2 separate regions of the Homo sapiens genome follow, and region 1 is linked to region 2. Evidence: read pairs that join two places in POLR2A ChIA-PET (ENCODE). Cell type or tissue: OCI-LY7. All regions are shown on one strand. Each heading gives the region's core, and the rest is flanking DNA. Links, peaks and the distances in the headings are about the cores only.

Region 1 (15,414 bases), core at 3,822-8,821, 520 kb after region 2:
TAAATTGGGGTAGTAATCCAGATTAAAAGGGGAAGAAAGAATAACCTATTTTGGGGGAATAGCAGAACAAAAGGCTCTGAGGTAGGAAAGTACTTGTTAACTTCAAAGAACAAAAAAATAAAAAAATAAAAAAAAAGGCCGGGCACAGTGGCTCACGCCTGTAATCCCAGCACTTTGGGAGGCCGAGGCAGGCAGATCACGAGGTCAGGAGATCGAGACCATCCTGGCTAATACGGTGAAACCCCGTCTCTACTAAAAATACAAAAAAAAAAAAAATTAGCTGGGCGTGGTGGCGGGCGCCTGTAGTCCCAGCTACTCAGGAGGCTGAGGCAGGAGAATGGCGTGAACCCGGGAGGCGGAGCTTGCAGTGAGCCGATATCGCGCCACTGCATTCCAGCCTGGGAGACAGAACGAGGCTCTGTTTCAAAAAAAAAAAAAAAAAAAAAAAAAAAAAAAAAGCTAGCGTAGCTACTGTGAAAATAAATTTAAAATCTAGCATGTTGGAACTGTAAATTATTTTGAGCCTTAAAGGAGAGAGATTATAAGGCCTGAATCATGTGACAGGCAGCTGTTACCTAGGCAACTAGAAACTTTGTTTCTCTGATTATAGATTATTCTTATTCCTTATCTACATTGTTTTTAAAATACTGCAAAGGACTAAAAGGGCCAGGGCAGACCTCTTCCCTCTTCACAGTTAATCTTCATTATAGATTAACTTCCCTCTTACTTTTCTCACACAAAGACTTCATGGCTATCACATCCTCTTAAGATGGAATGTTAAGTACATTCTTTTAAATTGGAAAGGTAATGAAAACTAGCACAAAGAAAAGAAAACAGGCTGGGAGTGGTGGCTCATGCCTGTAATCCCAACACTTTGGGAGGCCAGGGTGGGCGGATCACTTGAGGCCAAGAGTTCCAGACTAGCCTGGCCAATACGGTGAAACTCCGTCTCTACTGAAAATACAAATATTTGCTGGGTGTGGTGGCAGACCACCTGTGGTCCCAGCTACTTGGGAGGTTAAGGCAGGAGAATTGCTTGAACCTGGGAAACAGAGGTTGGAGTGAGCCAAGTTTGCACCAGTGCATTCCAGCCTGGGCAACAGAGTGAGACTTTGTCTAAAGAAAAAAAAAAAAAGAAAAGCGGCCGGGCGCAGTGGCTCACGCCTGTAATCCCAGCACTTTGGGAGGCCGAGGCAGGCGGATCACGAGGTCAGGAGATCGAGACCATCTTGGCTAACATGGTGAAACCCCGTTTCTACTAAAAATACAAAAAATTAGCCAGGCGCGGTGGCAGGCGCCTGTAGTCCTAGCTACTCAGGAGACTGAGACAGGAGAATGGCTTGAACCCGGGAGGCGGAGCTTGCAGGGAGTCGAGATCGCGCCACTGCACTCCAGCCGCCTGGGCGACGAAGCGAGACTCCGTCTCAAAAAAAAAAAAAAAAAAAAGAAAAGCAAGAAAAAAGAAAACAAGCCATATGGGAAAAAAAGTAAACTATAACTAATTAAATTGTTGTAATTCATAAACCAGGCTAGTATATAAAATGTTATAATCCTACTAAACTTGTTTTCTTCTGTCTTTGTAAGAAGGAATTTAAAGGCAGGGTGCAGTGGCTCATGCTTGTAATCTCAGTACTTTGGGAGGCCAAGGCAGGAGGATCTTGTGGGCCTGGGAGTTTGACACCAGCCTGGGCAATATAGTAAGATCTCATCTCTTAAAAAAAATTAAAAACTGGCCAGGCGCGGTGGCTCACGCCTGTAATCCCAGCACTTTGGGAGGCTGAGGCAGGAGGATCACGTGAGATCAGGAGTTTGAGACCAGCCTGGCCAACATGGGAAAACCCCATCTCTACTAAAAATACAAAAAATTAGTGGGGCATGGCAGCAGGCGCCTGTAATCCCAGCTACTTGGGAGGCTGAGGCAGGAGAATCACTTGAACGCGGGGGTGGAGTTTTCGGTGAGCCAAAATCGTGCCACTGCACTCCAGCTTGGGCGACAGAGCAAGACTCTGTCTCAAAAAATAAAATAAGGCCGTGCGCAGTGGCTCATGTCTGTAATCCCAGCACTTTGGGAGGCCGAGGCAGGTGGATCATCTGAAGTCAGGAGTTCGAGACCAGCCTGGCCAACATGGTGAAACCCCGTCTTAACCAGGTGTGTTGGAGCGTGCCTGTAATCCCAGCTGAGGCTGGGGCAGGAGAATCGCTTGAAGCCGGGAGGCGGCGGTTGCAGTGAGCAAAGATTGCACCATTGCACTCTAGCCTCAGCAACAGGGCGAGATGTTGTCTCCAAAAAAAATAAATAAATAAAATTAAAATTAAAGAAAAATAGAAAGAAAGAAACTTAACTTTTAACTTTAGAACACTGACCCCATTTTCCTGTAGCCTTTGTCTCCCAAGTGGCTATTTCCAATTTTTTGCTCGAATAAAGTCTTTAAGGTGGATTCTGATCCTTTTGATTATTTCAGGTTGACACTAGTGTGCCATGAGCAATGGGAAAGTGGTGAATGAATCCAACAAGTTAATTTTGCCTGTTCTGAAACTTCATACTGTCATCCTTCAGTATCTGCTGGGGATTGGTTCCCAGAGCTGCATGGACACGAAATATCCTCGCATGCTCAACTTCCTTATATAAGAGGCCTAGTATTTGCATATACTAGATGTACCTCCTCCCATATCCTTTTTTCTGTTTTTTTTTTTTTTTTTTTTTTGGAGACGGAGTCTCACTTGGTCCCCAGGGTGGAGTGCAGTGGCGCAAAATCGACTCACTGCAACCTCCACCTCCTGAGTTCAAGGAATTCTCCTGTCTCAGCCTCCTGAGTAACTGGGATTACAGGCACCCGCCACTACACCCAGCTAATTTTTGTATTTAGTAGAGGTGGTGTTTTGCTATATTAGCCAGGCTGGTCTCTAACTCCTGACCTCAAGTGATCCATGTGCCTTGGCCTCCCAAAGTGCTGGGATTACAGGAATGAGCTACCATGCCTGGCCCCTGTCATAGATTTTAAATCAAATTTAGGTTACTTATAATAACAAATACAATGCAAATACTATTTAAATAGTTGCTATACTGTATTGAGTTTTATTTGTATTTTTTAAAATTGTTTTTCTAAACAATCTTTTTTTTGCCTTGCTATTGAGCTGTATTTTTTTTTTAATTTTCCTTTAAATACAATATTTAGGCCTGGCATGGTGGCTCACGCCTGTCATCCCAGCACTTTGGGAGTTCGAGGCAGGTAGATCACTTGAGGTCACGAGTTGGACACTGGCTTGGGCAACATGGCAAAACCCTGTCTCAACTAACAATACAAAAATTAGCCGGATGTGGTGGTGCACGCCTGTAATCCCAGCTACTCAGGAGACTGAGGCACCAGAATCTCTTGAATCCCAGAGGCAGAGGTTGTGTTGAGCCAAGACGGCACCACTGCACTCCAGCAGGCCATCAGAGGGAGACTGGGCGACAGAAGGAGACCCTCTCTAAATAAATAAATGAAGATTACACATTTTTTTTTTTTTTGAGATGGAGTCTCGCTCTGTCCCCCAGGCTGGAGTGCAGTGGCATGATATCAGCTCACTACAACCTCCGCCTCCCGGGTTCAAGCAATTCTCCTGCCTCAGCCTCCCGAGTAGCTGGGACTACAGGCACGTGCCACCACTCCCGGCTAATTTTTTGTATTTTTAGTAGAGACAGGGTTTCACTGTGTTAGCCAGGATGGTCTCGATCTCCTGACCCCGTGATCCGCCCACCTCAGCCTCCCAAAGTGCTGGGATTACAGGTGTGAGCCAAAGCACCAGGCCAGATTAAAGATTTTTTAAAATTTAAATGTACATTTATTTATTTATTTTATTTTTTTTTGAGACGGAGTCTGGCTCTGTCGCCCAGGCTGGAGTGCAGTGGCGTGATCTCGACTCATTGCAAGCTCCGCCTCCCAGGTTCACGCCATTCTCCTGCCTCAGCCTCCCCAGTAGCTGGGACTACAGGAGCCCGCCGCCACGCCCAGCTAAGTTTTTGTATTTTTAGTAGAGACGGGGTTTCACTGTGTTAGCCAGGATGGTCTCAATCTCCTGACCTCGTGATCCACCCGCCTAGGCCTCCCAAAGTGCTGGGATTACAGGTGTGAGCCACTGCGCCTGGCCTTTACGTTTACATTTAAACTTTAACTTTAATTTTTTGAGACAGGGTCTTGCTCTGTCACCCAGGCTGGAGTGCAGTGGTGTGATCACGGCTCTGTGCAGCCTCAACTTCCCAGGCTCCAGTGATCTTACCACCTCAGCCTCCCCAGTAGCTGGGACCACAGGCTCAGGCCACCACGACTGGCTACTTTTTGTATTTTTTGTAGAGATGGGTTTTCACCATGTTGCCCAGGCTGGTCTCAAAACTCCTGGGGTCAAGCAATCCACATGCTTCAGCCTCCCAAAATGCTGGGGTTACAGGCCTGAGCCACCATGCCCAACTGCTTTGTTTTTATTTCCTGAATTTTTTTTTTTTTGAGACGGAGTCTCGCTCTTGTTGCTCAGGCTGGAGTGCTATGGCATGATTTGAGCTCACTGCAGCCTCTGCCTCCTGGGTCCAAGCGATTCTGCTGCCTCAGCCTCCCAAGTACCTGGGATTACAGGCATGCGCCACCACGCCTGGCTAATTTTGTATTTTTAGTACAGACGGGTTTTCTCCACATTGGTCAGGCTGGTCTGAAACTCCTGACCTCAGGTGATCTGCCTGCCTAGGCCTCCCAAAGTTCTGGGATTACAGGCATGAGCCACCTCACCTGGCCTGAATATTTTGTATTTGTGGTTGGTTGAATCCATGAATGACGAACCTATGGATAAGGAGAGCCGACAGGATAAGTGAAATTTAAAGAGTATACAACATATATGCTTGTGTGTAAGGCTTTTAAAACTTAGAATAATGTGGGCCGGGCCTGGTGGCTTAGGCCTGTAATCCTAGCACTGTGGGAGGCCGATTTACGGGGATCACCTGAGGTCAGGAATTCGAGACCAGCCTGGCCAACATGGTGAAACCCCATCTCTACTAAAAATTACAAAAAAATTATCTGGGTGTGGTGGTGTGCGTCCGTAATCCCAGCTACTTGGGAGGCTGAGGCAGGAGAATTACTTGAACCTGGGAGATGGAGGTTGCAGTGAGCTGAGATCACACCATTGCACTCCAGCCTGGGCGACAGGGCAAGACTCTGTCTCAAAAAAAACAAAAACAAAAACTTAGCATAATGTTTTCAGATTTCATCCATGCTGTTGTATTTGTAAGCATTTGTTCCTGAGCATTATTTTATTGTAAGGATATACCACGATCTATTTATCTATTCACGGGTTGATGGACATTTGGGTTATTTCCAGATTTTGGCCATTGTGAATAGAGCTGCAATGAACATTCTTGTATAAGAGATGTGAGATTTTTAGTCCACTGTTTTCCCCACCTCACTGCAGAGTAAAAGCAAGAATATACTCTTTGTTATACAGCAATTTTAATAAAAGAGCTAGGAATAGTTTAATACCTATCTGATCCTTTCATTGACCTCATGAAAGCACTTGGGTTCTAGCAACTGCAGGTAAAAAGAGCTGGGTCAAGTAATTCAGCACGGCCATAGCATCACCCTGGCCTGAGTCCATATCACCAAAATTTGATATATGAATCACACTTTGAGATGGAAGGTGTCCAGATACCAAAGGGTCCTTGTTGATGCTTGGAGGTGGGGAATTGATCTTGTCTATACCCTCAAGTTTAATAAAGAATTCCTAACTGCAGAAGAGATTCTTTATCTGCTGCCAAATAGTCTTAATCCTACTTCCTCTTTCCTACTTCCCCCACAGGACTGACCTCAAGCAAAGATCTGTAACTCTAGCCTTACTGTGCAAGCCCATGGCACTTTTAGTATATCTGCATGTTCAGCAGAAGCTAGATATGTCCCTGCTTTGCAACAACTGGTAATGGTGAGTCGGCTGTGTAAGGTCAAGTGCTACTCCCATATGCATGGAATGCTTTCTGATGATCACAACTGTAGTCACTTTAAATTGAATTACAACACTGTACAAATATGATAGTATTAAGAATATCAGTCTTCAGTGAATTTTTCATATTTCTCTCTCTATATAAACAAAGACAGTATTTTTAAACTTTTTTTTTTAGACAAGGTCTTGTTCCATTGCCTAGGCTAGAGTGCAGTGGCGTGATCACAGCTCACTACAGCCACCACCTCCCAGGCCCAAGCAATCCTCACACCTCAGCCTCCCAAGTAGCTGGGACCACAGGTGCACACCACCACGTCCAGCTAATTTTTTTTTTTTTTTTTGAGACCGAGTCTCGCGCTGTCAGCAGGCTGGAGTGCAACCTCTGCCTCCCGGGTTCAATCGATTATGCTGCCTCAGCCTCCTGAGTAGCTGGGAACAGGTGTGCGCCACCACGCCCAGCTAATTTTTGTATTTTTAGTAGAGATGGGGTTTCACCATGTTGGCCAGGATGGTCTCGATCTCTTGACCTCGTGATCCACCCAGCCCATTTTTTTTCTTTTTTTTTTTTTGAGACAGAGTTTCACTCTTGTTGCCCAGGCTGGAGTGCAGTGGCATGATCTCAGCTCACTGCAACCTCCGCCTCCCGGGTTCAAACGATTCTCCGGCCTCAGCCTCCCGCATAGCTGGGATTACAGGTGCCCGCCACCATACCCGGCTAATTTTTGTATTTTTAATAGAGACCGGGTTTCGCCATATTGGGCAGGCTAGTCTAGAACTCCTCACCTCAGGTGATCCACACACCTCGGTCTCCCAAAGTGCTGGGATTACAGGCCTGAGCCACCGCACCTGGCCACATCCAGTTAATTTTTACATTGTTTTTGTAGAAATGGGAACTCTCCATGTTGCCCAGGCTGAAAACTTTTTTTTTCCTTTGAAAAGAAACATATCTTGCAGGAATTTTCTTTCAAGGGAGGACTCCTAAGGCCTTTTTGTGTGCTAATTTCTTTTTGTTTTGCTATATTTCTTCTTATCTCTTTTTTTTTTTTTTTTTTTTTTTTGAGACAGGGTCTAGCTCTCACTCAGGCTGCAGTGCAACGGCCACGATCTTGGCTCACTGCAATCTCAGCCTCCTGGGTTCAAGCAATTTTCCTTTCTTAGCCTGCTTAGTAGCTGGGATTACAGGTGTGTGCCACCACGACTAGCTAATTTTTGTATTTTTAGTAGAGATGGGATTTTGCCATGTTGTCCAGGCTAGTCTCAAACTCCTGGCCTCAAGTGATCCACCTACCTCGGCCTCCCAAAGTTCTGGAACTACAGGCCTGAGCCACCATGCCCAGCCTTCACATTCTTTTCAATGCACAGCTGAGTCCACAAGAAAGTAAGTGTTACAGATCGTTAGTAGAGACGGAGTTTTGCCACGTTGCCCAGGTTGGTCTCAAACTATTGGGCCTAAGTGATCTGTCCGCCTCTGTCTCTCAAATTGCTGGGATTACAGGTGGGAGCCACCATGCCTGGTGCTAACATATGCCCAACAGTGGTTTAGCAGCAGAGAATAACATGAAATGGAATATTCAAAGAAATAATGTCTCAATATTCTAGAATCAATGGATTACAGTGAATAATGATATATTCTTACATGGCCTATAAGACCTCAACTGATAGCCCCTCTTAAGCTTTTTAATTTTTTCCTGCCATCATTCCCTCAACTTTATATGTCACTCACTAACTGGGGCAAGTTTGTTCAACCTGCAGCCCCAGATGGCTTTGAATGCAACCCAACACAAATTCGTGAACTTTCTGAAAACATTATGAGATTTTTTGGAGATTTTTTGGAGGTGTCTGATTTACATAGGGCTCACAGATTGGTTCCATCAGGTATGATGTCTACATAGCTCTCAGGGAAGGCTGGCGTCCCCACCCTAATCTTATTATGCAAAGGAACTTTCCCCTTGGTTGGAGCCATCTTGTCTGCTCCTTACTGTACAGGGCTGGCAGAGAAGGGAAAATGGAACTGCCATTTTGAACATGACTAGCACAACTGCCGGCATCTATGTCTGCAGCTCTATTTCATAGACTGCTCTTTGTTAGAAAGGAAAATGATTTGGGGCTGCTTTTCTTCCCTCCCTCCCTCCCTCCTTCCTTCCTTCCTTCCTTCCTTGATGGAGTTTTGCTTTTGTTACCCAGGCTGGAGTGCAAAGGCGCCATCTCGGCTCACTGCAACTTCTGCCTCCCAGGTTCAAGCGATTCTCCTGCCACAGTTTCTTGAGTAGCTGGGATTACAGGTGCCCACCACCATGCTCGGCTAATTTTTGTATTTTTAGTAGAGACTGAGTTTTACCAGTTGGCTAGGCTGGTCTTGGGGGCTGCTTTTCATTAAAAGAAAAACTTTGGCTGGGCGCGGTGGCTCACTCCTGTGATCCCAGCACTTTGGGAGGCTGAGGCAGGCAGATCACTTAAGGTCAGGAGTTCAAGACCAGCCTGGCCAACATAGTGAAACCCCATCTCTACTAAAAATACAAAAATTAGCTGAGCGTGGTGGTGCATGCCTGTAATCCCAGCTACTTGGGAAGCTGAGGCAGAAGAATAGCTTGAAACTGGGAGGCAGAGGTTGCAGTGAGCTGAGATTGCACCACCTTACTCCAGCCTGGGCAATAGAGGGAGCCTCCATCTCAAAAAAAAATAAATAAATAAAGGAAAACCTTATCCAGGACTTCCGTACCCTTACTATTTGCCTAAGTAATTTCTTCTTTTGTTTTTTTGAGACAAAGTCTTGCTTTGTTACCCAGGCTGGAGTGCAGCGGCTCAATCTCTGCTCACTGAAACCTCCACCTCTGGGGTTCAAGCGATTCTCCTTCCTCAGTCTCCTGAGTAGCTGGGACTGCAGGCAACTGCCACGATGCCTGGCTAATTTTATTTTTGTATTTTTAGTAGAGACGGGGTTTCACCATGTTGGTCAGGCTGGTTTTGAACCCCTGACCTCAGGTGATCCACCCCCCTCGGTCTCCCAAAGTGCTGGGATTACAGACGTGAGCCACCGCTCCTGGCCATCTTTTAAGGTATTTAAATCATTGGTCCCCAGCCTTTTTGGCACCAGGGACTGGTTTCACAGAAGACAGTTTTTCCACAGACATGTGGTGGGTTGGGGGGCATAGTTTTGGGATGATTCAAGCACATTACATTTATTGTGTATTTTATATTATTATTACATTGTAATATATAATGAAATAATTATACAACTCACCATAATGTAGAATCAGTGGGAGACCTGAGCTTGTTTTTCTGCAACTAGATAGTCCCATCTGGGGGTGATGGGAGACAGTGACAGATCATCAGGCATTAGATTCTCATATGGAGCACATGACCTTGATCCCTCACAATAGGGTTCATGCTTTTATGAGAATCTAATGCTGCCACTGATCTGACAGGGGGTGAACTCAGGCATTAATGCAAGTGATGGGGAACGGCTCTATATACAGGTGAAACTTTGCTGGCTCCCCCTCTGCTCACCTCCTGCTGTGCAGCCCAGTTCCTAACAGGCTGAGGACAGAACCGGTACCTGTTGGGGATCCCTGATTTAAATGAAATAGCTGGAACTCCATTTTGTAGTTAATGGATGGTTTATTTTCTCCCAAGAGTTTCTATATGCACGATAAATCCAGTAACCCCAGTGGTTTACTCTGGCCTGAGAACAATTGCCCTCAAATAACCAACAGGCTCATTCTATTTGTTTTGTTTGTAGATATGGGGTTTTGCTATATTGCCTAGACTGATCTTGAACTCTTGGGCTCAAGCAATCTGCCCACCTTGGCTTCCCAGAGTGCTGGGATTACAGGCATGAGCCACCATGCACGGCCTCCAGTTGCTTTTTACTGATTGCTGTGTCAGCCACGGAGGGACCCTGACTACTGAGTTTCCCAAGGAAACTCAAGGGCTGAAGCTCAAATGGCTCCCTTTGAAGTTGAGAGTCTGCTACCAGTGCCATAGTTACTTTCTCAGCACCACCATGGGTAGCCAGAAAGACAGTGGGGGCTCAGGGTACTGTTTGTGTAGGCCTGTTCCCCACACCACTCCGGCAATCTCAACAGCTGTTCCCTCCAAGCTCCCTGTGCATTTCCTGTATGATCTTGTAAGTATGAAGATCAGCAATAAAATGGTAAGTTGCCTTTGCTTTTCTCTGTAGTTGGCCTAAATCACCACAGCCCCTGACTCCCAACACTAGTTACACACACAGAGCATGGAGCAAGCCAGCCTCTCCATGGCATGCCTCAAGGGCCAGGATTTAAGTCACTCAATCCTGATCGTTCTGTCTCCTTCCCCCGCCCCTCAATTTGTGTTCTATTTTTCATCCTTCCTGCCACCCTCCTGGCTCAGGTCCTAACATTTATTCTGATCACTACAGAATAAGGAGACAGTAGTCTTCTTATTCGTGTCTTGCCTTCACCCATCATTCATACCACTCTGCTTACCTGCTTGCCACTGCTACACCCTTTTTTTTTTCTTTTTTTTTTTTTTGAGACAAAGTCTCGCTCTGTTGGCCAGTCTGGAGTGCAGTGGCACAATCTCAGCTAACTGCAACCACTGCCTCCGAGGCTCAAGCGATTCTCCTGCCTCAGCCTCCTGAGTAGCTGGGATTACAAGCATGTGCCACCACGCCCGGCTAATTTTTTTGTATTTTTAGTAGAGACAGGGTTTCACCATGTTGGCCAGGCTGATCTCAAACTCCTGACCGCAGGTGATCCGCCCACCTCAGCCTCCCAAAGTGCTGGGATTACAGGCATGAGCCACCGCGCCCAGCCAACTGCCACACCCTTACTCTTCCTTTTTTTTTTTGAGAGAAGTCTTGCTCTTGTTCCCCAGGTTTGAGTGCAATGGCTTGATCTCGGCTCACTGCAACTTCTGCCTCCTGGGATCAAACGATTCTCCTGCCTCTGCCTCCCAAGTAGCTGGGATTAAGGTGCCTTCCACCACGCCTGGCTAATTTTTGTATTTTTTAGTAGAGACAGGGTTTCACCGTGTTGGCCAGGCTGGTCTCGAATGCCTGACCTCAGGTGATCCACCCGCCTCGGCCTCCCAAAGTGCTGGGATTACAGGCGTGAGCCACCAGGCCCAGCTTTTTTTTTTTTTTTTCTTTCTTTTTTGAGACAGAGTCTCTCTCTCTCTCTGTCTCCCTGGCTGGAGTGCAGTGGTGTAATATCTTGGCTCACTGCAACCTCTGCCTCCTAAATTCAAGCTATTCTCCTGTATCAGCCTCCCAAGTAACTGGGATTACAGGTGCATGCCACCACGCCTGGCTAATTTTTTGTATTATTTGTAGACAGAGGATTTCACCAAGTTGGCCAGGCTGGTCTTGAACTCCTGACCTCAAGTGATCCACCCACCTCGGCATCCCAAAGTGCTGGAATTACAGGTATGAGTCACCATGTCTGGGCCAAATTCTTTTACGCTTTTACCAGAGTAATATTTATTTTATTTTATTTATTTTTTGAGACAGAGTTTCACTCTTGTTGCCCAGGCTGGAGTGTAGTGGTGCAATCTCGGCTCACTGCAACCTCTGCCTCCCGGGTTCAAGTGATTCTCCTGCCTCAACCTCCTGAGTAGCTGGGATTACAGGCACCTGCCACCACGCCTGGCTAATTTTTCTTTTTTCTTTTTCTCTTTTTGAGACGGAGTCTCACTCTGTCGCCCAGGCTGGAGTGCAGTGGCGCGATCCAAGCTCCGCTTCCTGGGTTCACGCCATTCTCCTGCCTCAGCCTCCTGAGTAGCTGGGACTACAGGCGCCCGCCACCATGCCTGGCTAATTTTTTGTATTTTTAGTAGAGATGGGGTTTCACTGTGTTAGCCAGGATGGTCTCGATCTCCTGACCTTGTGATCCACCCGCCTCGGCCTCCCAAACTGCTGGGATTACAGGCGTGAGCCACCACGCCTGGCAATTTTTCATATTTTTAGTAGAGACAGGGTTTCGCCATGTTGGCCAGGCTTGTCTCGAACTCCTGACCTCAGGTGATCCACCCGCCTCGGCCTCCCGAAGTAGTGGGATTACAGGCGTGAGCCACCGCATCCGACCTCATATGTATAAATTTCAAAAAGGATTATATTTTTTGCCTGATTAAAGTCACATCATAGTGAGTTAGAAAGAGCCTGCATTTTAGAGCCAGCAAACTCTGGTTCTATAGCTTGCTAGCTGCTTAGCATTTCTGTTTTTTCATGTCTTCTCCTAAGATATAGAGATAAATAATAGTAACTATCTCATGAGATTATTTATTTATTTATTTATTTATTTATTTTGAGACAGTTTTGCTCTTGTTGCCCAGGCTGGAGTGCAATGGCATGACCTCGGCTCATGGCAACCTCTGCCTCCCGGGTTCAAGTGATTCTCCTGCCTCAGCCTCCGGAGTAGCTGGGATTACAGGCACGTGCCACCATACGTGGCTAATTTTTTGTATTTTTAGTAGAGATGGGGTTTCACCATGTTGGCCAGGCTGGGTCTCGAACGCCTGACCTTAGGTGATCCGCCTGCCTCGGCCTCCCAAAGTGCTGGAATTACAGGCGTGAGCCACTGCACCTGGCCTATTTATTTTTCTGAGACAGAGTCTCACTCTGTTGCCCAGGCTGGAGTGCAGTGGTGCAATTGGGGGTCACTACAGCCTCCACCTCCCAGGCTCAGATGATGCTGCTGCCTCAGCCTCCCCAGTAGCTGGGACCACAGGCATGCACCACCATGCCCAGCTAATTTTTGTATTTTTTGTAGAGACAGGGTTTCACCATGTTGCCCAGGCTGGTGTCAAATGCCTGGGCTCAAGTGACCCTTTTGCCTTGGCCTCCCAAAGTGCTGCGATTACATGTGTGAGCCACCATGTCCAGCCAGAGAGCCGCCATTTGAAGAGGGTTTTCAATAATGAAGTGAGAACATGGCAGGTAGGATGCAGACCAGTAGCCAGGACACTGTGCAGAAGCGTATCAAAGGAATGGCTACAATACGAGGCTATCCCAGAAAGAATGTCTATCCAGCTTAGGTTGAATTTGATCCCTCAGTTGGCATCACTGAGGAGGTACTTTTCTCTAAACTCTTGGGAGGTAGGCACATGGTCTTTATTTTTTTTAATTTTATTTACTTATTTTTTCGAGACGGAGTCTCACTCTGTCACCCAGGCTAGAGTGCAGTGGTGTGATCTCGGCTCACTGTAAGCTCCGCCTCCTGGGTTCATGCCATTCTCCTGCCTCAGCCTCCCGAGTAGCTGGGACTACAGGCACACGCCACCATGCCCGGCTAATTTTTTGTATTTTTAGTAGAGACGGGGTTTCACTGTGTTAGCCAGGATGGTCTCGATCTCCTGACCTCGTGATCTGCCTTCCTTGGACTCCCAAAGTGCTGGGATTACAGGCGTGAGCCACCTCCCCTGACCCAGCACATGGTCTTTAAAGTGGTGTTCTGAGGCCAGTAATGGCGGCTCATGCCTGTAATGCCAGCACTTTGGGAACGCAAGGTGGGAAGATCCCTTGAGTCTGGGAGTTTGAGATCAGCATGGGCAATATAGCGAGACTCCATCTCTATTAAAAAAAAAAAATTGCCTGCTGGGTGTGGTGGCTCACTCCTGTAATCCCAGCACTCAGCACTTTGGGAGGCCGAGGCGGACAGATCACTTGAGGTCAGAAGTTCGAGACCAACTTGGCCAACATGGTGAAACCCCCATCTCTACTAAAAATACAAAAAAAAAAAAAAAAAAAGCCAGGTGTGGTAGCGGGCACCTGTGATACCAGCTACTTGGGAGGCTGAGGCAGGAGAATTGCTTGAACCTGGGAGGTGGAGGTTGCAGTGAGCTGAGGTCACACCACTGCACTCCAGCCTGGGCAACAGAGCAAGACTCAGTCTCAAAAAAAAAAAAAAAATGCCGACTCCATCTTCACTACATATTTAGGGAGCACATAGAATAACATGAGTAGTTTTCTAGGCCTTTGAGATGACTCTTTCTAAATCCATCTCCAAATTGGTGCCATTCTGGGACTCGCCCTCAACTGGAGGTGCCCCTCAGCATTACATCTGGAACTTTATTTAAAAAAATACAAGGCCTGCCGGGCGCAGTGGCTCACTCCTGTAATCCCAGCACTCAGCACTTTGGGGGGCCGAGAGGGCAGATCACTAGGTCAGGAGATCAAGACCACCCTGGCTGACACGGTGAAACCCCGTCTCTACTAAAAATACAAAAAATTAGCCGGGCATAGTGGCGGGTGCCTGTAGTCCCAGCTACTTGGGAGGCTGAGGCAGGAGAATGGCATGAACCCAGGAGGCGGAGCTTACAGTGAGCCGAGATAGCACCACTGCACTACTGCACTCCAGTCTGGGTGACAGAGCAAGACTCCATCTCAAAAAAAAAAAAAAAAAAAAAAAAAACAAGGCCTGGCTCAGTGGCACACACCTGTAATCCCAGCACTTTGGGAGGCCAAGGCGGGTGGATCACCAGGTCAGGAGATCTAGACCATCTTGGCCAACATGGTGAAACCCTGACTCTATCAAAAATACAAAAATTAGCTGGACGTGGTGGTGGGCGCTTGTAATCCCAGCTACTTGGGAGGCTGAGGCAGGAGAATTGCTTGAACCCAGGAGGTGGAGGTTGCAGTGAGTTGATATTGCGCCACTGTACTCCAGCCTGGGCGACTGAGCAAGACCTCATCTCAAAAAACAAAAAACAAAACAAAACAAAACAAAACAAATCAAAGAAAACTAGGAATTTTATTTTATTTTGTGACAGAATCTTGCTCTGTTGCTCAGGGTGGAGTGCCGTGGTGTGATCTCCACTCATTGCAACCTCGGCCTCCCGGGTGCCAGTGATTCTCCTGCCTCAGCCTCTCCATAGCTGGGATTACAGGCGCCCACCACCACACCCAACTCATTTTTGTATTTTGTACAGACAGGGTTTCACCATGTTGGCCAGGCTGGTTTTGAACTGATGAGCTCAGGTGATCCTCCCGCCTTGGCCTCCCAAAGTGCTGGGATTATAGGTGTGAGCCATTGTGCCCGGCCTTATTTTATTTTATTTATTTTTTCTTTTAGTTTCTCTCTCCTTTTTTTGTTCTTTTTTATTTTTTTAAATTAAAAAAAATTTTGGCTGGGTGCGGTGGCTCACGCCTGTAATCCCAGCACTTGGGAGGCCGAGGTAGGCGGATCACCTGAGGTCAGGAGTTCGGGACTAGCCTGACCAACATGGAGAAACCCTGTCTCTACTAAAAAAAATACAAAAATTAGCTGGGTGCGGTGGCGCATGACTGTAATCCCAGCTACTTGGGAGGCTGAGGCAGGAGAATGGCTTGAACCCAGGGGGCGGAGGTTGCAGTGAGCCGAGATCGTGCCGTTGCACTCTAGCCTGGGCAACAAGAGCGAAACTCCGTCTCAAAATTTTTTTGAGACGGAGCCCAGGCTGGAGTATGATGGTGCTATCTCGGGTCACCGCAACCTCCTC
Region 2 (15,414 bases), core at 6,825-11,824:
TTAGGCCGTTAACTTTCCACATTAAGTTCTACCACCAGTCACTAAAACTCTTGACAAATTCTAATACCTTTGGTGGTCTTGGTAGAGGGCGTAGTTTTTCTTCTGGAACATCCTTAGGAGCTTTGCTCCATGGGGATCATATTAAGAAAAGTTTCTCTTAATCTTTTGTTTCTTAAACAAATTCAGCCCCCTGCTTTGTAACTCAGCTACTATAGTAAAAGCAGAAACAATTAGTTTATTAATTTTTTCTATGTGTAGATTTCAGTAGTAGGTTATTCAGAAATGACAGAGCATGTCAAGCATCTAATAGGGTTTTCTGAGAAATACATATTTATTTGGAAATGATGCCAGCTGCATCTCCAGACTCAGTTTCAATCAGTTTAAGCACTGAAAAGTATCTTATTTGATAGCATTGCTTGCATCATTAAATTTCTTTGTATTTTTCCCCCAGAGGCAACAGAAAAATATCCATAAGATTATTTTTCTCCGTAGGAACGTTTAGTTGTTTTACTAGCTACAATGCAAATTTTTTTTACTTTTGGAATTTCAGCTCTTATTTTAATCAATAGCTTGAATTGATTTATGAAAAGAAAATCATTTTCCAAGGGATAAAAAGTCATGTGATAATGATTGTCGGAGGATCCAAAAGAACATATCTGAAGACCGAATTTAATCTAGAAAGTGTTTATGATGTCCCTGTCAGTTGGACTTAACAATTATAATGATTAAGAATAAATTGGCTGGCCAGGTGGGGTGGCTCACACCTGTAATCCCAGCACTTTGGGAGGCTGAGGCGGGCAAATCACGAGGTCAGGAGATCGAGACCATCCTGGCTAACACGGTGAAACCCTCTCCACTAAAAATACAAAAAAATTAGCCGGGCATGGTGGCGGGCACCTGCAGTCCCAGCTACTCGGGAGGCTGAGGCAGCAGAATGGCATGAACCCAGGAGGCCGAGCTTGCAGTGAGCCGAGATTGTGCCACTGCACTCCAGCCTGGGCAACAGAGCAAGACTCTGTCTCAAAAAAAAAAAAAAAAAAAGAATAAATAGGCCAGGCAAGGTGGCTCATGCCTGTAATCCCAGCACTTTGGAAGGCAGTTGGATTACTTGAGCCTAGGAGTTCAAGGATGCAGTGAGCTATGATCGTGTCACTACAGCTCCAGCCTGGGTGACAGAGCAAGACACTGTGTCTCAAAAATAAAATAAAAAAAAGAAACAGCTAGGCCAGGTGTGGTGGTGTGTGCCTATAGTCCCAACTTCTTGGGAGACCGAGGCAGGAGGATCGCATGGGCCCAGGAGTTCAAATACAGCCTGAGCAACATTGTGAGATCTCATCTCTTTATTTTTTATTTTATTATTATTATTTTTTTTTTAGATGCAGTCTCTCTCCATCGCCCAGGCTGGAGTGCAGTGGCACAATCTTGACTCACTGCAACCTCTGCCTCTCAGGTTCACGGCATTCTCCTGCCTCAGCCTCCTGAGTAGCTGGGACTACAGGTGCCCGCCACCACGCCTGGCTAATTTTTTGTATTTTTAGTAGAGACGGGGTTTCACCGTGTTAGCCAGGATGACCTCGATCTCCTGACCTTGTGATCCGCCCACCTGGGCCTCCCAAAGTGCTGGGATTACAGGTGTGAGCCACCGCACCCGGCTGACCTTGTCTCTTTAAAAATAAACTAGGTATTGGCCAGGCGTGGTGGCTAATGCCTGAAATCCCAACACTTTGGGAGGCCGAGGTGGGCAGATCACAAGGTCAAGAGATTGAGATCATCCTGGCCAACATGGTGAAACCCCATCTCTACTAAAAATACAAAAATTAGCTGGGCATGGTGCTGCGCACCTGTAGTCCCAGCTACTCGGGAGGCTGAGGCAAGAGAATAGCTTGAACCTGGGAGGCAGAGGTTGCAGTGAGCCAAGATCCTGCCACTCCACTCCAGCCTGGCGAAAGAGCAACACTCTGTCTCCAAAAGAAAAAATATATATACAAAAATTAGCCGGGCATGGTGGTGTGTGCCTGTAGTCCCAGCTACTTGGGAGGCTGAGGCAGGAAAATTGCTTGAACCCGAGAGACAGAGGTTGTGGTGAGCCAAGATCATGCCACTGCACTCCAGTCTGGGCAACAGAGCAAGACTCTGTCTCAAAAATAAATAAATAAGTAAATAAATAAATAAACTAGGTATTTTTTTTTTTTATCTAAAGTGGTGATGTTTTAAATGATTGCTTTATATATTGGGGTCTAAATCTTAAATATGTTTAAATTAGACAAATTCTATTTGAAAAAATTAATGCTCCAGTATTAGTAATATTCTGTATGTTCCTAGTTCCTATAAAGACATTTAAGGCCGGGTGCAGTGGCTCACGCCTGTACTCCTAGCACTTTGGGAGGCCGAGGCGGGTGGATCACTTGAGCCCAGGAGTTCAAGACCAGCCTGGGCAACATGGCAAAACCCCATCTCTACAAAAATACAAAAATTAGCTGGGTGGCTGAGTTGCTGGGTGGTGGTGGGCACCTCTAGTTCTAGCTACCCAGGAGGTTGAGGTGGGAGGATCACCTGAGCCCAGGAGGTTGAGGCTGCAGTGAGCTGTGATCGTGCCACTGCACTCCAGCCTGGGTGACAGAATGAGACCCCGTCTCAAAAATAAATAAATAAAAATAGTAATTTAAAACATTTTAATGAACTAGTAGCTCATCATAGTTTGAAAACCCAAGAATTTGATTCAGCACTGAGTGACAGAATGTGGGGACTTTGAAAACCAGTAATTGTAAGTGATTTAGTCTTCAAGCAGCACTGCTGGCAAGCTAAAAATACATGTGAAGGATAGAACCACTATCAGCTTCTAGAATGGTTAGAGTAATGTCCTTTGAAAGGAGTTTTTCTTTTGCTAAAGAAAAATTTCTAACATAAAAGGAAGTAAATTATGAACTTTCTGATGCTTTCTAAATTACCAGGAAAAGATCAGATTCTGGTATATGATGAGCATTAGACTAAAATGATGGATTAGGGTCTGATAAAGTTGGTGCTACTCCCACGACATTTGGAGGAGGTATGGAGCAGCATGGATTACTTGGCTGGGTTATGAGCCTTGGGATTTGCAGAGATTATATGTAGATAGACTCATCACAGTTCTACTCATATGTAAGATGACAAAGAGAAGTTAATCAGACTCCTCATAAAATCAGGCCTCTAGTGCTGCACTCTACCAATAAGCATTGAGTCATGCTGTAAGAGCAATAGACTAAATGGAACACTAATGGCCTAAAAAGAGAATGTGCCCTCTAAGCTGCTAACTTATTGCGTAGGCACAACTCAGGCGGTGGGGAGAAAGCCCATTACAAATGAAGAGCTCTTGCTTCCCTAGAGGGGAATAAGCTAAAGAGATTCCATCAGATGCGTCTGCTCAGCTGCAACGAGATCTGTTTTATAAACATCAGATCCAGCCTAATAATGTAGCAAAATTGCTCTTGGAAATGAATTTTGCCAAGAGCAATACTTTGACAGTGATGAGGGATAGATAGTGCACATAAAGTAGAATTAATGTGCAGACCCATATATACAGTAGGGTCACCCTTTGTAATATTGGCTTACTAGAAAGAATAATAGTAGGAGACTCTAGTCATTATTGCTGGGGAGAAAGGCCAAAGATAATAGGGGATATTTAGGTTAGAAAAATATTGCCATTGAGGTTTGAGAAGAGAGAAGTGCCAATAAATACAAAAGTCTTCTTTAAAGGGGGAACACCAAAAATATAATTCTGAAATAGTTGTCTCACTGTTATTTACTTTAAATTGATATTAATGTGTTTTCCTTTTTCCTAAATAGGTGAATTTTTCCTGAAAAATCTAGTGGCTAAAAGAAAAACAAAAGACCTCTAAAACTTCAACAAGACCTTCAAGATCACAGAAATTTTTAAAATTTGATTCCAGTTAATAACAGAGGTGGTGCCAGAATGCCTGGACTGCAGTGGATGTGCCCCACCTCTTTGCTTAAAAAAAAAAATGTCAATAGCCAGGCATAGTGGCTCACGCCTGTAATCCCAGCACTTTAGGAGGCCAAGGCGGGTGGATCACCTGAGGTCAGGAGTTCGAGACCAGCCTGGCCAACATGGTGAAATCCTGTCTCCACTAAAAACACAAAAATTAGTCAGGCGTGGTAGTGGGTGCCTGTAATCCCAGCTACTCGGGAGGCTAAGGCAGGAGAATCACTTGAACCTGGGAGGGGGAGGTTGCAGTGAGCCAAGATCGCTCCATTGCCCTCCAGCCTGGGTGACAAGAGCAAAACTCCATCTCAAATAAATAAAAAGGAAAAAAAAGTCAATAAACTGTACAAATTTAATTACAGTAATTCATTTGGCTTTTAGTGTATCTTCTTTGTCCCAATTAAACAGTTGCTTGCTGTGATGTAATCTTAAAATATCTTTGTAAGAATTTTCTTTTAACATAATTTTAAAATGCATTAAAAACATGGCATGGTGGCTCACACCTATAATCCCAACATTTTGGGAGGCCAGGGCGGGTGGATCACTTGAACCCAGGAGTTCGAGACCAGCCTGGGCAACATGATGAGACCTTATCTCTACAAAAAATTAGCCAGACGTGGTGGCACGCACCCGTAGTCCCAGCTACTCAGGCTGAGGTGAGAGGATCACTTGAACCTGGAAAGCAGAGGTTGCAATGAGCTGAGGTGGTGCCACTGCTCTCCAGCCTGGGCGCTACAACTGCTCTCCAGACTCTGTCTTGAAAAAAAAACCCAAAAACTTCCAGAAGATTTTCCAATCCACTGTTAACATCATTACATTTCATTTATGAAAAATAAAAACTTCATTTATGTTACTGTGATGAAACAGTCAACATAGATTGAAACTCATCAGTTTAGCATTTCATTCAACTTTAGCATTCATTCAACGTAGATTGAAACTCATCAGATTAGCATTTGTCCTTGTAATATTGGAATAATTTAGAAAGGCTTAAGAGTGAATGTTGGCCAGATGTGGTGGCTCATGCCTGTAATTCCAGCACTCTGAGAGGCCGAGGTGGGCAGATCACCTGAGGTCGGGAGTTTGAGAACAGCCTGGCCAACCTGGTGAAACTCCATTGCTACTAAAAATAAAAAAATTAGCTAGGTGTGTTGGCAGGTGCCTGTAATCCCAGCTACTTGGGAGGCTGAGGCACGAGAATTACTTGAGCCTGTGAAGCAGAGATTGCAGTGAGGCGATATCGTGCCACTGCACTCCAGCCCGGGCAACAGAGTGAGACTGTCTCAAAAAAAAAGTAAATGTTGATTTTTTACATTGGTGTGACTACTTCAGAACCTGCAAAATAGTTTTATGCTGATTACATTTAGTCCCTCTGAAAACACCAAGGCCATAATGCTGCCTAAGACATGGAAATAGAACCTAGAAATATTAACCCTTATTTGTATAGTAGCTTGCTAAATCCACATGCCCTATTCCTTTCATTTCTCACATTGGTTGTATTATATGATGGTAAAGGCCTGAGAAAGGAATTTCCTTCCAAAATACTAATAACTCAGATTCATCTTTTGACTGAATCCTGCCTTTCTACTTTTTCTGCATATCTAAAAGGACACTTTTAGGTGGCCATGTTGTAAAATATGTAAAGTGGATAGCCAATTCTGTTTTGAATTCTTATAACGAGCCAGTATTATAAAAGTAATGCACATCCTTGCCAGGTGTGGTGGCTCACGCCTGTAATCCCACCACCTTGGGAGGCTGAGGCGGGTGAATCAGTTGAGCTCAGGAGTTTGAGACTAGCCTGGGCAACACAGTCAGACCCCCATCTCTACCAAAAATACAAAAAATTAGCTGGGTGTGGTGGCACATGCTTGTAATCTCAGCTATTTGGGAGGCTGAGGCAGGAGAATCACTTGAACCTGACAGGCAGAGGTTGCAGTGAGCTGAGATCACATCACTGTACTCCAGCCTGGGTGACAGAGACCGTGTCTCAAAAAAAATTTTTTTAAGTAATGCATGGGCCGGGCATGGTGGCTTAATGCCTGTAATTCCAACGTTTTGGGAGGCCGAGGCAGGTGGATCACCTGAGGTCAGGAGTTTGAGACCAGCCTGAACAACATGGTGAAACACTGTCTCTACTAAAAATTAAAAAATTAGCCAAGTGTGGTGGCGCATGTCTGTAATCCCAGCTACTCAGGAGGCTGAGACAGGAGAATCCTTGAACCTGGGAGGCAGAGGTTGCAGTGAGCTGAGATCACACCATTGCACTCCAGCCTGGACAACGAGTGAAACTCCTCAAAAAAAAAAAAAAAAAAAAGTAATGTATGTCTTTATAGATGCTAGTAAATTTTGGGATGCAAATTTAACCCTACCAACTTTCTTTTGTTTTGAGACAGTCTCACTCTGTCAGGCTAGAGTGCAGTGGCGCGATCTCAACTCACTGCAACCTCTGCCTCCTGGGTTCAAGTGATCCTCCTGCGTCAGCCTCCCAAGTAGCTGGGATTACAGGCGCACACCATCACGCCCAGCTAATTTTTGTATTTTTAGTAGAGATGGGGTTTTGCCGTGTTGGCCAGGCTGGTCTCAAACTCTAGGCCTCAAACGATCTGACCGCCTTGGCCTCCCAAAATGTTGGGATTTGTGAGCCACCACCGGGCCTAACCCTACCAACTTAAAATAGAAACATCTCAAGCTACCTTAACTTATTTTACAGGAAAAAAATGGATTACTTTTCAGGCTAATTTTGTGACATTTCTAGATATTATCTAATAGTTAGGCCCTTTGCACAGTGTAGGCCAATGGCAGGTAAACATTTGTTAGCAGGAGACTCATTTGGTGAAATAAAATTCTCAGCCGGCGCGGTGGCTCACGCCTATAATCTCAACACTTTGGGAGGCCGTTGCGGGCGGATCACCTGATATCAGGAATTGACACCAGCCTGGCCAACATGGCAAAACCCCATCTCTACTAAAAATATAAAAAATTAGCTGGGTGTGGTGGCACGTGCCTGTGGCACTGAGGAGGCTGAGGCACAAGAATCGCTTGAATCCAGGAAGCAGAGGTTGCGGTGAGCCGAAAATGCACCACTGCACTCCAGCATGGGCAACACAGTGAGACTGTTGTCTCAAAAAAAATAAATGAATAGGCCGCGCTCCCGCCCAGGGAGGATGCGCCGACGCCCCGAGCGCCCGGCCCTCCGCAGCAGCCCGGCAGACTGCCTCTGTCATCAGGACCCTCCGTCCACGTCCCCTGTGCGGCCAGCGTCAGAGCCATGGCGATGGAGGAGAGGAAGCCCGAGACCGAGGCAACGAGAGCACAGCCGACCCCTTCGTCATCCACCACTCAGAGCAAGCCTACGCCCGTGAAGCCAAACTATGCTCTCTAAAGTTCACCCTTGCTGGCCACACCAAAGCAGTGTCCTCCGTGAAATTCAGCCCGAATGGAGAGTGGCTGGCAAGTTCATCTGCTGATAAACTCATTAAAATTTGGGGGACTCATATGATGGGAAATTTGAGAAAACCGTCTGGTCACAGCCTGGTCGTCAGATTCTAACCTTTTTGTTTCCGCCTCAGATGACAAAACCTTGAAGATACGGGACGTGAGCTCGGGAAAGTGTCTGAAAACCCTGAAGGGACACAGTAATTATGTCTTTTGCTGTAACTTCAATCCCCAGTCCAGCCTTACTGTCTCAGGATCCTTTGATGAAAGTGTGAGGATATGGGTTGTGAAAACAGGGAAGTGCCACAAGACTGCTAGCTCACTCCGATCCAGTCTCGGCCATTCATTTTAATCGTGATGGATTCTTGATAGTTTCAAGTAGCTATGATGGTCTCTGTCACATCTGGGACACAGCCTCAGGCCAGTGCCTGAAAACGCTCACTGATGATGACAACCCCTGGTGTCTTTCGTGAAGCTCTCCCCGAAGGGTGGATACATCGTGGCTGCCACGCTGGGCAACACTCAAGCTCTGGGACTACAGCAAGGGGAAGTGCCTGAAGACATACACTGGCCACAAGAACGAGAAATACTGCATATTTGCTAATTTCTCTGTTACTGGCGGGAAGTGGATTGTGTCTGGCTCGGAGGATAACCTTCTTTACATCTGGAAACTTCAGACGAAAGAGATTGTACAGAAATTAGAAGGCCACACAGATGTTGTGACCTCAACAGCTTGTCACCCAACAGAAAACATCATCACCTCTGCCGCGCTAGAAAATGACAAAACAATTAAACTGTGGAAGAGTGACTGTTAAGTCCCTTTGCTCCCACATGCGATAGACCATCAGGAAGTTGACCCGGATTGGCAAGAAACATGATGTCTCGGAGGCGGTCCCCTGGGTCTGTGCCTGGGGGTCAGGACCGGGCCTGATTTGAGCCTCCTTTTTGAAGATGATTTGGCCGAGTGTGGACCACCGGAAAGTTCTAAAAGTTGCTGGTGACATTTCTTGCCAATTCTCTAACACTGTCTAGGGAAGAGTTCCTAGTCTGTTGTGTTCAAACAGAGTCAACAAAAATTTTTAATTTTTTGTTACAAAAGGGTGAAGTTCAATTTTAAAAATAAATAATAAATATAATAAAAATCTCATGGAACTTCAATGTAAAATAATTAAAATGGCATTTTATTAGCAGTGTATGTTAAAGTTTCAGATTTGTAACATTTACTCTGTAAATAAAAATAGGGAATAAGTAAAATGAAGCAATTTTGATACATATGCAAAATTGGGATTTATGGATAACAGTTGCTGTCTTCAGCCTCAAGAGTCTACTTATTTGTTTTGGTTGCACAGTATTGAGAACAATTCTAATATAGCTAAATAATAGTAAATTTCAGTTAATAGCATAGCTTAAAAAGAAAAAAATAGTAAATAATTTTTAAAAATGGTAAAACACCTCATCTTGGAATGTCTGGATACTTTCCAGTTAAATTTAATACAGAAACTTGAAAGAGGAATAGCAGGAGATGTTTTTGTTTTGTTTTGTTTTGTTTTGTTTTTGAGACAGAGTCTCGCTCTGTCGCCCAGGCTGGAGTGCAGTCATGCGATGTGGGCTCACTGCAACCTCCACCTCAAGTGATTCTCGTGCCTCTGCCTCCTGAATAGCTGGGATTACAGGCACGCACCACCATGCCCAGCTAATTTTTGTGTTTTTAGTAGAGACAGAGTTTCACCATGTTGCCCAGGCTGGTCTGGAACTCCAGGACTCAAGTGATTCACTCATCTCGGCGACTCAAAGTGCTGGTATTACAGGCACGCGCCAACACTCCCAGCTAATTTTTTATATTTTTAGTAGAGATGGGGTTTCACCATGTAGGCCAGGCTGGTCTCAAACTCCTGACCTGAAGTGATCCGCCAGCTTTGGCCTCCCAAAGTGCTGAGATTACAGGCGCGAGCCACTGCGCCCAGCTGGGGCTGCTATTTTTGAATCTGCTTTTAAAGAGCAGGTGGTACCTTTCCCTTCCTCTTTTCCTTTTTCCTTGCTGGCTAGAATGAAAACATGATGCTTAGAGTGGGAGCAGCCATCCTGGACATGAGATGGGAGACTTGTGTCAAGGACAGCAGAGCGACCAGATGAGGAAGGCTTGGGCCTTTTCCAGCCCTCGACCACCTACCTGGACTTTTGTGTGAGAGAGAAATACATTACTATTCTGCTTAACACACTATAATATTGGGTCCCTCTTGGAGCATCCAAGTTTATATGCTAATGCAATTTATAAATTATGTTTATTCTAATGCCCGTAAAATAAATGCCTATTAAAATTAAGAAAGATATATATGCACCTAAAATAATCTCCCATGTTACTAGCATTATCTAGTGAGTAGTCTCTTACATGTCTGTATTCAAGAAAAAGGAAGGGAAGAAGGGAGCAAGCGGTCACTGTATCCAACTTATCCTCTGCTTATACATATTATTTTGCAAGGCAAACACTAATGATATATTTCTTCCTGAGTTTTTGGTCTAAAACTTGAACACACTCCCAGTATGTGGTGATGATAACAGCTAGTTGGGGACCACATGCTATGGAAAGCTAGGATAAGTCTCTAAAAAGTGACTAACAAAGTTCATGCCTTTTTTTTTTTTTTGAGCTAGAATCTCGCTCTGTCACCCAGGCTAGAGGGCAGTGGTGCGATCTCAGCTCACTGCAAGCTCCGCCTCCTGGGTTCACACCATTCTCCTGCCTCAGCCTCCCAAGTAGCTGGGACTACAGGTGCCCGCCACCATTCCTGGCTTATTTTTTTGTGTTTTTAGTAGAGATGGGGTTTCACTGTGTTAGCCAGGATGGTCTTGATCTCCTGACCTCATGATCTGCCCATCTTGGCCTCCCAACATTCTGAGATTACAGGCATGAGCCACAGTGCCTGGCCTTTTTTTTTTTTTTTTTTTTGAGATGGGATCTCACTCTGTTGCCCAGGCTGGAGTGCAGTGGCACAATCTTGGCTCACTGCAGCCTCAACCTCCCTGGCTCAAGTGATCCTCCCACCGCAGCCCCCCAAATAGCTGGGACTACAGGTCCCCACCACCACACCTGCCTATTTTTTTTTTTTTGTCATTTTGGCAGAGATGGGGTCTTGCCATGTTGCCCAGGTGGGTCTCAAACTCCTGAGCTCAAGCAATTCACCCACTGTGGCCTCCCAAACTGCTCAGATTATAGGCATGAGCTACTGCACCTGGCCTTTTTTTGTTGTTTTTTTTAAATAATGTGATAGCTGCAATTGTGCCACTGCACTCCAGCCTGGGCAAGTGAGACTCTATCTCAAAAAAGCACAAAAAATCGGCTGAGTGTGGTAGCTCATGCCTGTAATCCCAGCACTTTGGGAGGCTGAGGCAGGTGTATCACCTGAGGTTAGGACTTTGAGACCAGCCTGGCCAACATGGTGAAATCCCATCTCTACTAAAAATACAAAAATTAGCCAAGCACGGTGGCGGGCACCTGTAATCACAGTTACTCGGGAAGCTGAGGCAGGAGAATTGCTGGAACCAGGAGGCGGGGGTTGTAGTGAGCCGAGATTGCACCATTGCACTCCAGCCTGGGCAACAGGAGTGTGAAGCTCTGTCAAAAACACACACACACACACACACACACACACACACACAATAAATAAATAAAATTTTTAAGTTAAAAAAAAGTGACTACAAAAATAAAAAACACCTCAATGTTTCCTTTTACCATTTTAACCTTTTTTTTGAGACAGGATCTTGCTGCATCACCCAGGCTGGAGTGCAGTGGCACAAATCGGCTCATTGCAACCTTGACCTCCCAAGCTCAAGTGATCCTCCCACCTCAGCCTCCTGAGTAGCTGGGACTACAGACACATGCTACCACTCCTCACTAATTTTTTTTCTATTATTTGTAGAGATCTCACTATGTTGCCCAGACTGGTCTTGAACTCCTGGGCTCAAGTGATCCTCCCTTCTCGACCTCCCATAGTGAGGCAGAAATTAGAGAAAGAAGAAATAAAAACTAAAAGAGAAAGACACGTTTTCCTGTATTAGGTTGTCTCATCCCAAAAAGCAGTAACAGACAGAGCCCAGGTGCAGGCAAGGTCCTGATAACACTATCTAAGAAGTCAGAACCCAAAAGGAATGTGCTCTGGAGGCTCTCCCAGCACTCCCCAACATAAGGATAAGAAAAACAAAATTCCTCTTTTAGCCCTTTACCACCTCCCCATAAATATTTTGCAAGTTTTAGAAGTTCCTGTTTCTCCTTCAATGCAACTGCAAGGTCACAAGCTATGCTAGAGATTACGAGACCTGTCACTGTTTCATTAACTGTCTTTATTCTGCTTCTGTAAGCTTTCTTATAAAAATTGAGCCCTGTCTTTGTTCTGGCCTCAATTTTTTGGATATGAATCCACTGAGCCAGCATACACCTTAATAAAAATCCTCCTGTAACACCCATTTGGTCTCTTTGGTCCTCTGATTCCTACAACATTTTGGTGAGCCAGCCGGGAGAGGAGATGACAGGTTTGCTGTCTCCTTTGCCTGTGGGGCTGGAGCCCCAGACTGGCGGGATACCTGTGACCCCAGGTGTGCCATCAGGAGAACTTCAACCCGGAGGGGAGATCAGCTCTCCTGCGACCCAGTGTCCCTTCGCTGACAGTGCAACGGAACCTAAGGGGTATAGGACGATTCCAGGGTCAGTGCACTTCAGGACCACGGTAAGGTATTGGGGCCCAAGGCAGGACCTGTCCCATAAGGAGGGAAGGGGAGCCTGATCACCTTCCAGGGTGCAACTAGTAGTCCGACACAGGATGAGAGAATGGCTCGTAAATGTTGGGGAAACTTACACCCTAACCAACCCAGGACGCAAGAGTGGCAGGGAAGCAATTGGTCATGTATTTAGGGTAGTAACTGGGGTCGGAGGACAGCCGGGACACCTGGACCAATTCCCCTATATCTACTCATGGCCGCACTCAGGTTATGCAAATGCCTCTCAGGTAAAAAAGAGGACCCCCCTCTATTATAATGAACAAGGTCAAATCCAGGGAAGGGAATGAACCTTCATTTACCAGCCTTTTTCAACCACTGATCTCCTAAACTGGAAGCACCATACCCCTTCCTGCACAGAAAAACCTCAGGCCTTTATAGATCTGGTGCAGTCCATCTTCCTAACACACAATCCAACTTGGCCAGATGTCAAACAGCTCCTCCTGATGCTGTTTAATACTGAGGAGCACCGGAGGATAACTCAGGCAGCCCTCCACTGGCTTGAAGCAAATGTACCAGCAGGCACAATGAACGCTCAGGCATATGCTCAAGGCCACCTCCCAGAAGCAGACCCACACGAGGACCCAAATGATGTAACCCAGTTTCAGCACCTGCAGAGGTACCAAGAGGCAATCCTGCAAAGGCTGAGAAATGGTGGGAAAAAGGCAATCAACATACGGAAAATCTCAGAGATGCTCCAGGGAGCAGATGAAAGCCCTAGCCAGTTTTATGAAAGACTGTATGAGGCATTCCGGCTTTGTACTCCGTTTGACCCTGAAGCAGCTGAAAATCAGCACATGGTGAACACAGCATTTGTAGGACAAGCCCAGGGTGACATCAAACAGAAGCTGCAGAAATTAGAAGGGTTTACAGGCACGAATGCCACCCAGCTTATAGAGGTGGCCACTGAGGTGTATGTTAACCGTGACCAAGAGGCAAAGAAGGAAGCAGAACAGAGGCTTGAGAAAAGGGCCGATCTGTTAGCGGCAGCCCTCGTAGAAAGGGAAACTAGTATTCTAAGAGGATGTGGACGTGGACATGGATGTGGAAGAGGTCAAGTTAGGCAGAGATCTGAGAGCCGGCCGAGGCTAGAGAGAGATCAATGTACATGATGCAAAAAGAAGGGACACTGGAAGGATGAGTGTCCAGAAGGTAATGAGGAGAGTAGTCAGGGCCATGGTATGAAGAGACCATCTGCCAAGGGCTGCCGCACCCTGGGGGAACTAGATACTGATCTAATCAGGCTGGCAGGGGCTGAAGGATATGAAGACTGGGACAGACTGGGCTCCTTCTCTTTAGGCCCCCAGGAACCAATAGTCACATTAGAAGTTGCGGGCCAGCTAATGGACTTTATGGTAGACACTGGGGCTGAACACTCAGTAGTGACCTGACCTATAGGGCCACTAATCACGAACTATACAACTATTGTAGGAGCCACTAGAGTCTCAGAGAAAAGGCCTGTCAGTCAAGGAGGTGTGTTATAGGAGGACGAGAGGTCCAACATGAATTCCTATACCTCCCAAATTGTCCAGTTCCTTTGCTGGGAAGAGACCTACTCCAAAAACTCCAAGTACAGATTGCTTTTGGGCCACAAGGAAGTATGACTTTGAGCCTAACTGAGCTGAAGGCCATGATGTTAACCCTTACTGTCCCACAGACTGAGGACTGGAGACTATATGCAAAAAAGACTCCAGAACCAGGAGTAAATGAAATGTATCGGTTACTTACTAAAATTCCTGGAGTATAGGCTGAAGATAACTCACCAGGGCTGGCTGTAAATCAGGCACTGGTAGTAGTAGGGTCAGAACCAGGAGGCCCCCTTCATTGCTGTGGAGATATAGTAGATAAGGTGTTCTCAAGCCAGAGAGATTTTACAGACCAACCCCTCAGGGCCCCAGATGTTGAATACTTTACAGATAGAAGCAGTTTTGTACTGGAAGGGATCTGACAAGCCGGGTATGCAGTAGTAACATTAAACTCAGCAGCAGAGGTACAGTCTCTGCCCACCGGAACATCAGCCCAAAAGGCAGAACTAATAGCCCTGACAAGAGCCCTTTTGCTAGCAAAAGACAAAAAAAGTCAATGTCTGGCCAGTCACGGTGGCTCACGCCTGTAATCCCAGCACTTTGGGAGGCTGAGGCGGGCGGATCACGAGGTCAGGAGATCGAGACCATCCTGGCTAACACAGTGAAACCCCGTCTCTACTAAAAATACAAAAACTTAGCTGGGTGTTGTGGCGGGCGCCTGTAGTCCCAGCTACTCGGGAGGCTGAGGCAGGAGAATGGTGTGAACCTGGGAGGCGGAGGTTGCAGTGAGCCGAGATGGCGCCACTGCACTCCAGCCTGGGTGACACAGCGAGCCCCGTCTAAAAAAAAAAAAAATAGTCAATGTCTACATGGATTATAAGTATGCCTTTGCTACATTACATGTTCATGGAGCTATATATAAAGAAAGAAGACTTTTAACTGTAGGGGGCAAAGAAAGTACAAAGAAGAAATTCTACAGCTCTTAAATGCTATATGGGCTGCTCCAAAGAAAGTAGCCGTTATGCATTGCAAAGGGCACCAAAAGGCAGGAACACTAGAGGCCAAAGGAAACAGAAAAGCAGACAAGGAGGCAAAACGGTCAGCAATGACTACCCCGCACTGTAAAGAGGAGATCCTAGCTTTGCCTCTCCTCCCAGAGCCTCCCCTGCCAGAGGTCCCAAATTATTCTCCAAATGAAACGGGCCTAATTTGCCCAAGAAGCCAGAAATTACATTGAAGGAGGATGGTGGAAATTCTCAGATGGGAGGCTAGCCATTCCTGAAATGGTAGCCCCTAAGTTTGTAAAAACAATTCCATCAAATAACTCATATTTTTTAAAAATGGCATTAGAGACACTACTTAGACTCCATTTCTGTGTGCCACGACTCACTGCCATTGCCCGAGCCGTTTGTGAACAATGTCTAACTTGTGTTCAGAACAACCCTCTGCAGGGGCCTACCCGGCCCCCAGGAATTCAAGAAATAGAGGCCACACCTTGTGAAAACTTGCTTCTGGACTTTACCGAGCTGCCCCAAGCAGGAGGCTATCAGTACATGTTGGTGTTCATCTGCACCTTCTCAGGGTAGGTTGAGGCTTTCCCCACCCGGACAGAAGAGGCGCAGGAAGTAACTAAAGTACCGATAAGAGACATTATTCCCAGATTTAGACTGCTTCTAACTCTAGTGTCAGACAATGGACTGGCATTTGTAG

Evidence for each region. ChIA-PET counts read pairs that join two places held together with the same protein. Peaks named below come from ENCODE experiments on the same cell type or tissue, not always from the same donor. Only the 100,000 strongest peaks of a DNase experiment are listed, where the experiment ranks them.
Region 1: POLR2A ChIA-PET joins it to region 2 with 7 read pairs; 2 of 35 experiments call an interaction of 5 or more read pairs at or near these places.

What each region holds. Positions count from the first base shown.
Region 1 is chr4:39,998,301-40,013,714 of GRCh38, forward strand. No RefSeq gene overlaps it. Among named protein-coding and RNA genes, the nearest start is that of PDS5A, 28 kb to the left of the region's middle. RefSeq lists enhancers at 535-1,039, 1,677-2,190, 2,191-2,706, 2,707-3,220. In OCI-LY7, for the core only: no CTCF peak of the experiment used is centred there; a DNase peak (open chromatin) is centred at 5,841.
Region 2 is chr4:39,473,241-39,488,654 of GRCh38, forward strand. It overlaps LIAS (lipoic acid synthetase), which reads left to right. Exons shown (of 11, transcript NM_006859.4): 11 at 3,823-6,266. The coding sequence ends at 3,875. It also overlaps the pseudogene WDR5CP. Among named protein-coding and RNA genes, the nearest start is that of LIAS, 22 kb to the left of the region's middle. In OCI-LY7, for the core only: no CTCF peak of the experiment used is centred there; no DNase peak of the experiment used is centred there.